Linked DNA regions of Mus musculus: all the other regions are linked to region 2. A link is a loop called in an ENCODE intact Hi-C map of the cell type or tissue named here. Cell type or tissue: heart. All regions are shown on one strand.

Region 1 (2,500 bases), 71 kb after region 2:
CCCCAGTACAGGGGAATGCCTGGGCCAGGAAGCAGGAGTGGGAGGGTTGGGGAGCAGGGCGGGGGATGTATAGGGGGCTTTGGGGATAGCATTTGAAATGTAAATGAAGAAAATATCTAATAAAAAATGCCTAAAAACAAAACAAAAACACCAGTCTGAAATGGATGAGGGTTGAGTAGAGTGAAGAGAAAAATGAAGAATCGGGTGCTGATTTGTGAAGGTTGAGACACTTTTGATGAGAAATCGGAGGTGTCAAAAGTCAGCCAGACACAGATGCTGGAGTGGCAGAAAGAATCTGGGGGCAGTGTATGCTGATAGTGCAGTAAGTCGTAGGGCCATATTACGTTACCTTATTCTAGTTTCATTTCTGTTGCTGCTGACAGAAAGCAACTTAGGGGAGGAAGGAATTTATTTCAGTTCACAATTACAGGTGACAATGCGTCACTGCACTGAAGTCTCAGTGACATGAGCTTGAGACAGTGGGTCGCATCACACCCACATCAAAAGCAGAGGGCGATGAGAGCCTCCGTACTGATTTGCTTGCCTGCTTACGCTCAACTTCATTTCTCTCCTCATAATACAGTTCCGGACCCCTTCCATAGGGAATGCCGACACCGCAGTGGGCTGGGCCTTCAATTAACCTAATTAAGAAAATCCCCACAGACATGCCCGTGGGCCAAGCCAATGTGGACAATCCCTCATTGAGACTCTCTTCCCAAGGGATTACTACAGTGATACAATTGTATCAATTTGACAATTAAAGCTAACCACAAGAGGAGCTGACATGCCTAGAGAGGAAGGCCAGAGGTTTAACCTCTCTGGAAGGCCAGAGGTTAAAACCAGAAGAGTGCGACTGGGAGACAAGAGCGTTGCACCTGAGGGAAGGCGTTACAACCCAGGTGAGAGAGGGCAGTTCAGCTGTTCCACGGGTCTGGCAAGCAGTGTTTGCAGAGAACACTTCGGCAACAAGACTGACTAGGAAGAAAATGGAGGCAAGGAAGGGGAGACAATGAGTATATCAGATCAGTGCTTGCAGGAAGTAGAGAAATCAGACAGATTCTAGAAGTGAGACAGGCCGTGTGAAGGGGCCTCTCTGCAAAGGGGCGATAGGGCAGCGTGGCTGCTGCTAAGAATGATTCTCTAAAACAGAAAGAAACAATGGTGCTAGAGAATACACACTTCAAAACAAACATCCCAGTGTGTCAAAGCTCTTGGGATTTAGGACACGTGTCTGTGCCCATGTGCTTGCTTCAGAGCACCTGGAGTGAGAACCCTGCGGGTACAGTCCAGAGGGAGCAGAGCCAGATGGCAGCAACTCGATGCTTAAGCCTCTCCTGTGAACTATGACCTATTATAGCATGACATTTGGCAACAGAATTTTAGATTTAATTTTTGTTCTTCAATCCATCCCTTAAAAAAAAAAAATCTAAAATAGGAAAAGGACAGAAAGGTGCAAAGTAGAATGGATTGCTAGGATTCAACAGCGACACCTTGTGGTAGTGAGGTGAATGGCACTAGGTAATAAGTTCCTTCTGGCCGCACATTCCCTTCTACACCACAGAATCCAAGGCTGACCCCCTTCTAGTGTGCGTGTGCGTGTGTGTGTCAGAGGGTGTCTCTTCATATAGGCAAAGATGGTATTTTCCAATGGGGAAAGTGGGTTCTCAGAGTCACATTTAATAATTTAATTCTCTTCTGTGGGTTTGGAAGGCTGAGTTCCCACCTGAGTTTCTGAACTTGGGCTGTCACAATTCCTTTGTTATGTAAAGTCAGACAAGTCTCAGAAGGGACTGTGGCCAAAGTCTTGCCACAGGAAAAGGCACTTGGTCCTAGGGATTCCTGTTGTCTTGTAGTTTACAACCTCTCTTAAGATCCATAAAGAGAACTGTGGTTAATTTTGATTTTTTTTTCTTCCTATAGCTTAATGCTACAGAGGGTCGTGAGGTCCTGGAGAGATTCCCTGATACAGTAACTCAGACAGTTTAATTGGTGAGGGACAGATTAAGTTCTCAATATTTAAAATAACAAAACAAAAGTCCTGAAAAGAATGAATTGTGTAACTAGATGAAAATATTCAAAACTAATAAAAGGGGAAATTTGTGTAGCTGAAAAAAAAATGTTTCTGCCCTGACGTAATAATGAAAATACCAGAAAAGGTCATCGCTCCTATGGGACTATTATGGGATTGGGAGATCCGTGGGTGGCACTCGCAAATCAGCCTCACAGTTGGATTCTGAGACAAATTAAACCTGAGTCAGAGTCAGGGCGTGAGCCTCCACTATGCCTGCTAAAGGAGACCGCTTCTCAGCCCGTCCCAAGCCAGCATGGATTTTTACGTTAGTCTCCTCTCAGCCGGCTTCAGATACAGAGAAAAAAATGGTGTTTTGTTGGAAACTGTATTTTCTAGACTCCCCCCTCCCCCAAGTCAGCCCCTCTAGGGGTTTCCCATTCAGGTTCTGTGGAGGCCATTTGGTGACTGAAAGAAACAAATTACTGATAC
Region 2 (2,500 bases):
ACACCTGTCTAAAAAAGCACGGGGTTGTAAACACACATCTAAAATAGGGGACTTAAAAAAATCTAGCTAATCAGACAACTATAATATTAGGGATCATCTATATGTATCTACACAGAGCTCCCAGCAAATACCTTGATGGTTAGTGCATGCTCATCAGCAGGAGTTACTGCCATTTATTAATTTTTCCGATAAAAAAGGAAAAAGATGAAAATCCAAACCAGCCATGAAATCAATAGTCTCAGATTATGAAGAAGTTAACATTTACTCATTCCATAAATGTGTAGTGTGAGGCTGCAGTGTGGAGAGCTGCCTTCTCCACACTGAGGATGGACCGACCGAGAAATAGGACCTGGTCTCTGCTTTCCCAGGACTTCGCATCCTAGCAGCGGAAGAAGGCTGGCAGATGGAAAAACAAGCAGATGATTCCAGACAGCTTTAGGCTCTGTGAAGAGCTGCAAACAGGGCAGTGTGGAGTTGATGGACAGAATGGACATTTAGCCTGGATGCACTGCAATCTGTCTGAAGGTTTCTGGAGGCCAAAAGGAGGTCCTCACCTTGTATGATGCTTAGAGTGTTGAGTGTGGATGACCCAAAGTCAGAGCTATGCTTACCTATCTCTGAAACCATCTTCTGCAGCTACAGTGTAAATAAAATACACTACCCAAACGATCTCATCAAGTAATCAGATTCCTAGGGCACTGCGACATCGGAGGGGACTCCAATGCCCCAGCCCCGTTCCCTGACACAAGGTGAGAGACAACTTTATGTCCCTCTCAGCTCCAACAGTCTGGGAGGCGCGCGGCTGGTTAAGAAGTGTCTGAAGGACACAAGACAATGCCACGGGAGACGCCAGAGGCACCAATCACCCGCTGAGTGCTTGAAGCCCCAAGGGAAGGGTGCTCTCGGTCCCAGTGCAGACACTGTGGAGCGGTGTGACCTGACTGGGGAGGCCGAAGAGCGAGGTGCCTGCACCGCAGGGCCCCAAGCTCGAGGGTGTAGTAAAGCCTTCCTCCTGGCAGAATTAAGCAGGTTTCCTGTGCCTCCAGCCCGTCACAGCGCCAGGCTGTGCCGGGACAGCTCCTCTACGCGGCATCCTCATGCACCCGCACGCAGGCTCCTGAGATCCGCTCCTTCTCCGGGTCCATCCCCGCCAGGCTGTAACTCGAGGGGCACAGCTCCAGGGTGAGCAGCACCAGAGTGCTTCCTCCCAGAAAACTGGCGCTTACACGACAGACGACCTCCTAGTCTCAGGGCTGCCCCGTGGACCCGGGCTTCCCGGGACCACCACAGACACAGTCTGAACCATAGAGAATGGCTGCGTCCCCGAGCCTTCTCGGGGCCTCCACCACAGCTCAACCCCAGGCGGGCGGACGCCCTGTTGCTCACCTAAGTGTTCCGCTGCTGGGGACGCTTCTCGATTCCCCAGTGCGTGCTTCAGACCGAGAAGGACGCAAACCGGGCTTCTCGGGTCCCTGCAAGTCTCAGCCGACGGCAGTTCCAGCACCAGCCGCAGGAGACTGGGGCGCCGAGCGCTGCTCGCAGACAGATGGTGGGCGAGAGCCCGCGCAGTGCACCAGCTCTCCTGGTGCCGGGGTCCCTGGTCCCCTGCTACTGGCCGGTGTGCGATCCCCGCGACCAGTTCTCAATACTTCGCCTAGAACTTTAGGGCGCGCGCTGCCGGGCAATTAGCTGAAGAGCTGGAGCGAGGGGAGGGAGCTAAGAGGAGGAGCCTGAGTTCTCCACTGGGCGGAATAACGTGAAAAGGGCGGTGGAGGGGGGGCAGCAGAGTGGCTCCCACTCCCACCAATCAGGAGTCATCGGGGGAAGGCGGTGAGGCGTTGGACTTGGAAGCTGCAGGCGGATTCCGTGACGCCAGCCAGGGTTCAGGGCGTGTGGAGCGGTGGAGAGTGATGGTAGGTGTGGCTGGGCGGGGCAGCGGCTCCCAGCATCCTTAGAGTAGTGTGTGCCCCTTAGGCTTTCAATAAATATTTAGTGAATGACTTAGGAGGAAGTTGAGGTTCGCGCGAAAGGAGCTGTTTTAAGGAGAAGATTCCAGGGGACTAAAGTAGTCCAACGGACAATAATCACTTGAACACTGAAAAGAGCTGAGAATAAATAAGGGGGAAATATGTGGTGAGCCAAGGGTTAGACACAAGATATTAGAAACTGGTTCGGACTTTGGGGACCTGGCCCCCAGAAGCAGTTGTCCAGATTGGTATAGGGTTACAGAGGAGGCAGGAAGGGAGAAAGGTGTTGTTGTTGTTGTTGTTGTTGTTGTTGTTGTTGTTACAGTTCCCGTCCATAGGTTAGGAAAGAAGATGCAGTGTAGTTTGCGATCGAAACGCAGGAGCATCTGGCTAGATGTCCAGGCCCATCCGACTTCACCGCCCACTTGCCAGAATCCTAGCTTGGATGTCAGCCACTGATAATTTGAGGTCAATTTGCAAACCGCACATGAGTCCAGCGCCGCAGGTGGCCCGGTGGGCAGGGAATGATGAAT
Region 3 (2,500 bases), 74 kb before region 2:
ATGGATTTAGCATAAATGATGTCAGTCCTATAAAGACAAAAAGTTTCCTTAAAACTAGGTTTCTTGGATTATTTCTGTGCCCCTCAGTTGGAAGTGCCAGCCACTTCTTCCCTGATTGGCTTCTAGAACAGAAACAGGATGTCCTGGGGATAAAAATCTTCCTCCTTGTTTAAATGAGGAGGGTTTTCAAGTTCCAGGTAGGTATCATGCTTGCCTTAAATAATCCCATATTTTCTGAATAGGGCTGACAGGGGAGATCCAATTCTCAGTCAACAGTGGAGAGCCATTCTTCCAGTGAGATGTTTTCTCCAACAAACTAGCACTCTCCTTGCTGCATGATCACCCACATGGTTCCAAGAGCCAGAACAGATCAGGGTGACTAAATATTCTTGTTGGAGAATCAGAGTTCCTGGGCTGAATGGAAGTAAGTCTAGCACCTGCATGGAAAGTCAAGTGCGGCCCAACCTCCTCTTCCTCCTGCCGTTTTATTTTTTGTTTTGTTTTGTTTTGTTTTGTTTTGTTGGTTATTATTACTTATTTCTCTGTATCTCAAAAGAAACATTTATGAAGCTGGGTGGGATGGCACAGCTTGTAAGCTCAGCCCACTGGAAGGTATCCCAGGAAAGCTAGTCTGAAGCCATGCTGGGCTTCCCAGCGAGACTACCTCAAAAAACAAAAACAAAGATGTGGGGGGTGGATACCAAAGCAGGTAAAGTGTTTACCTGGCAGGAATATGGCTTAGCTTAGTCCCCAGTGCCCATGTTGAGAATTAGACATAGCAGTACACATCTGTAAGCCTAGCATTGAGAAGGCAGACAGAAAGATCTCTGAGTCTTGTGAACTCCAAGTTTAGTGAGAGACTGTCTCAAGATAGTGATGTGGAGTGCTTAAGGAAGATGCTCAACACAGACCTCTGCTTTTTACATGCACCTGCACACACACAGATATATAACACACATAAACAAACAAACAAACAAAAAGAAAGAAACTTATGAGGCAACATGGAATAATAATGGGTGCCACAGTGAAAGACTGAAAGCTAAAAAAAAAGCAACTACATGGAGGAACTTCCATTATTGTGCATCTGGAAAGCACAGGCTCTGTGCAGGGCGCTGGTCTCAGCCCGGGCAAAGGAAACTAAGTAACTCTAGCTCATAAGGAAGAAAATGAGCAGCATGTGAGTAAAAGGAAGCAGACAGGACACGGGGCTGCTGGCAGGTGTGCTGGGTGGAGTCTAGAAGATGGGGCGGCGCCTAGCTAAACAGTAAAAAAAAAAAAAAAAAAAAAAAAAAGTGCCCTGCAAAGAATGGAGCTGGAAGAAGTCCACTTCCTGTGACATTTCTCAATCTTGGCTTCAGAACAGAGTCACCATGGTAAGCTACAAAACCCCCGAGCCTGACTCTACTTGATACTAAGGAACTTGACAGACTCCCTAGCTGTTTCTGGGGTTTCAGGGGGTTGGGCTATAGATTCACGTGGTCTTCCACAAAGCCAGATAGGCTTACACGCAGAGTTCCCTTCTCTTCATGGGGTGTTTAATTTCACTTGTGCACCGAACGCCAGACCTATGCTGTGGCATCTAATTTATAGCAGATTAAAATGCAGAGCAGGATGTGACTTAGCAGTCTGAAGGGTACGGAGAGACAGCACCACCCAAGAACCTAAAATAGCACCTGGTGGTTTGAACTCTACCCGTGGGTGGCATTACCCTCCCTTAACTGATGAAAGCTTGGGAGACACAGGATAGAGTTTTAACAATTGGCCACTGCACGCGGCATTTTAACTTAAAAGACTATCAACCGAGTCACTCTGCAAAATGCTAATGCATCTTTAAAAACTTCTCCATCTCCAATAAAAAATGTACTTATCATTTTTGAAATGTTAAAGGGGAAAAAACCCTCCATGACTAACCCTCTATAAATACGTTAACCAAGCGCTCAGACAAGAAACTAAACACTCCAGCGAGTCGTGTATCAGATATACACACCTCAAGTTTGTCAGCCATCTAACTGAGACTTAAGCTCGAAGCAAGCTCTGTCAAACAGAGCTCCTGAGTCGTACTGTGGATGCATTGTTCCCATATCACCGGGGCAATAATAGGCAATACCTCGTGAGGGAAGCACAACTTTCCTGAATGTAGGTGGCAAAAAGAGAAAAAAAACAGTCCACATAGCAAGATTTACACTTCACAGAAGGATGGCTGTGAAGAAATGAACAGGAGTCGCTTTTAAAGTGTTCAAGCTGGAAAAAGAAGGGAATGGAAGTAGAAACAGAAGGAAAAGACAGAACAAAGCAAAAGAAAATCCTGGGGTGGATTTTGGGAGCTAAAAGCCAAAAAGTTAAGAAAACTCTAAAAGCACCTCTGTTTCCAGGGTAGGCTATGTATGCCATTGTTACTCACTCTGTCCACTGCGGTAAAGTATGCAGGACTTCTGCAGGACGCAGACTCTCTGACTCCCTTTTTGCTTTGTCTTAAATGTCTATAACCGATACCAGGGCT

Evidence for each region. Peaks named below come from ENCODE experiments on the same cell type or tissue, not always from the same donor. Only the 100,000 strongest peaks of a DNase experiment are listed, where the experiment ranks them.
Region 1: it touches region 2 in a loop (3-fold over the local background); 15 of 42 quality-filtered maps call a loop at or near these places.
Region 3: a loop joins it to region 2, with 7 times the contacts of the local background. A loop is called at or near these places in 5 of 42 quality-filtered maps.

What each region holds. Positions count from the first base shown.
Region 1 is chr6:50,525,400-50,527,899 of GRCm38, forward strand. All of the region lies in intron 1 of Gm31279 (a long non-coding RNA gene), which reads left to right. Among named protein-coding and RNA genes, the nearest start is that of Gm26289, 13 kb to the right of the region's middle. In heart, a CTCF peak has its summit at 1,487 (motif pointing left); no DNase peak of the experiment used is centred here.
Region 2 is chr6:50,454,439-50,456,938 of GRCm38, forward strand. It overlaps Osbpl3 (oxysterol binding protein-like 3), which reads right to left and starts at 1,916. Exons shown (of 24, transcript NM_001347213.1): 1 at 1,387-1,916. In heart, a CTCF peak has its summit at 1,522; DNase peaks (open chromatin) are centred at 1,023 and 1,833; H3K4me3 peaks cover 2,379 bases; H3K27ac peaks cover 1,700 bases.
Region 3 is chr6:50,380,389-50,382,888 of GRCm38, forward strand. The region is part of intron 2 of Osbpl3 (oxysterol binding protein-like 3); the gene reads right to left. Gm52900 (a long non-coding RNA gene) reads left to right here and starts at 1,304. Exons shown (of 3, transcript XR_003956428.1): 1 at 1,304-1,373. In heart, no CTCF peak of the experiment used is centred here; a DNase peak (open chromatin) is centred at 1,483; H3K4me3 peaks cover 211 bases; H3K27ac peaks cover 399 bases.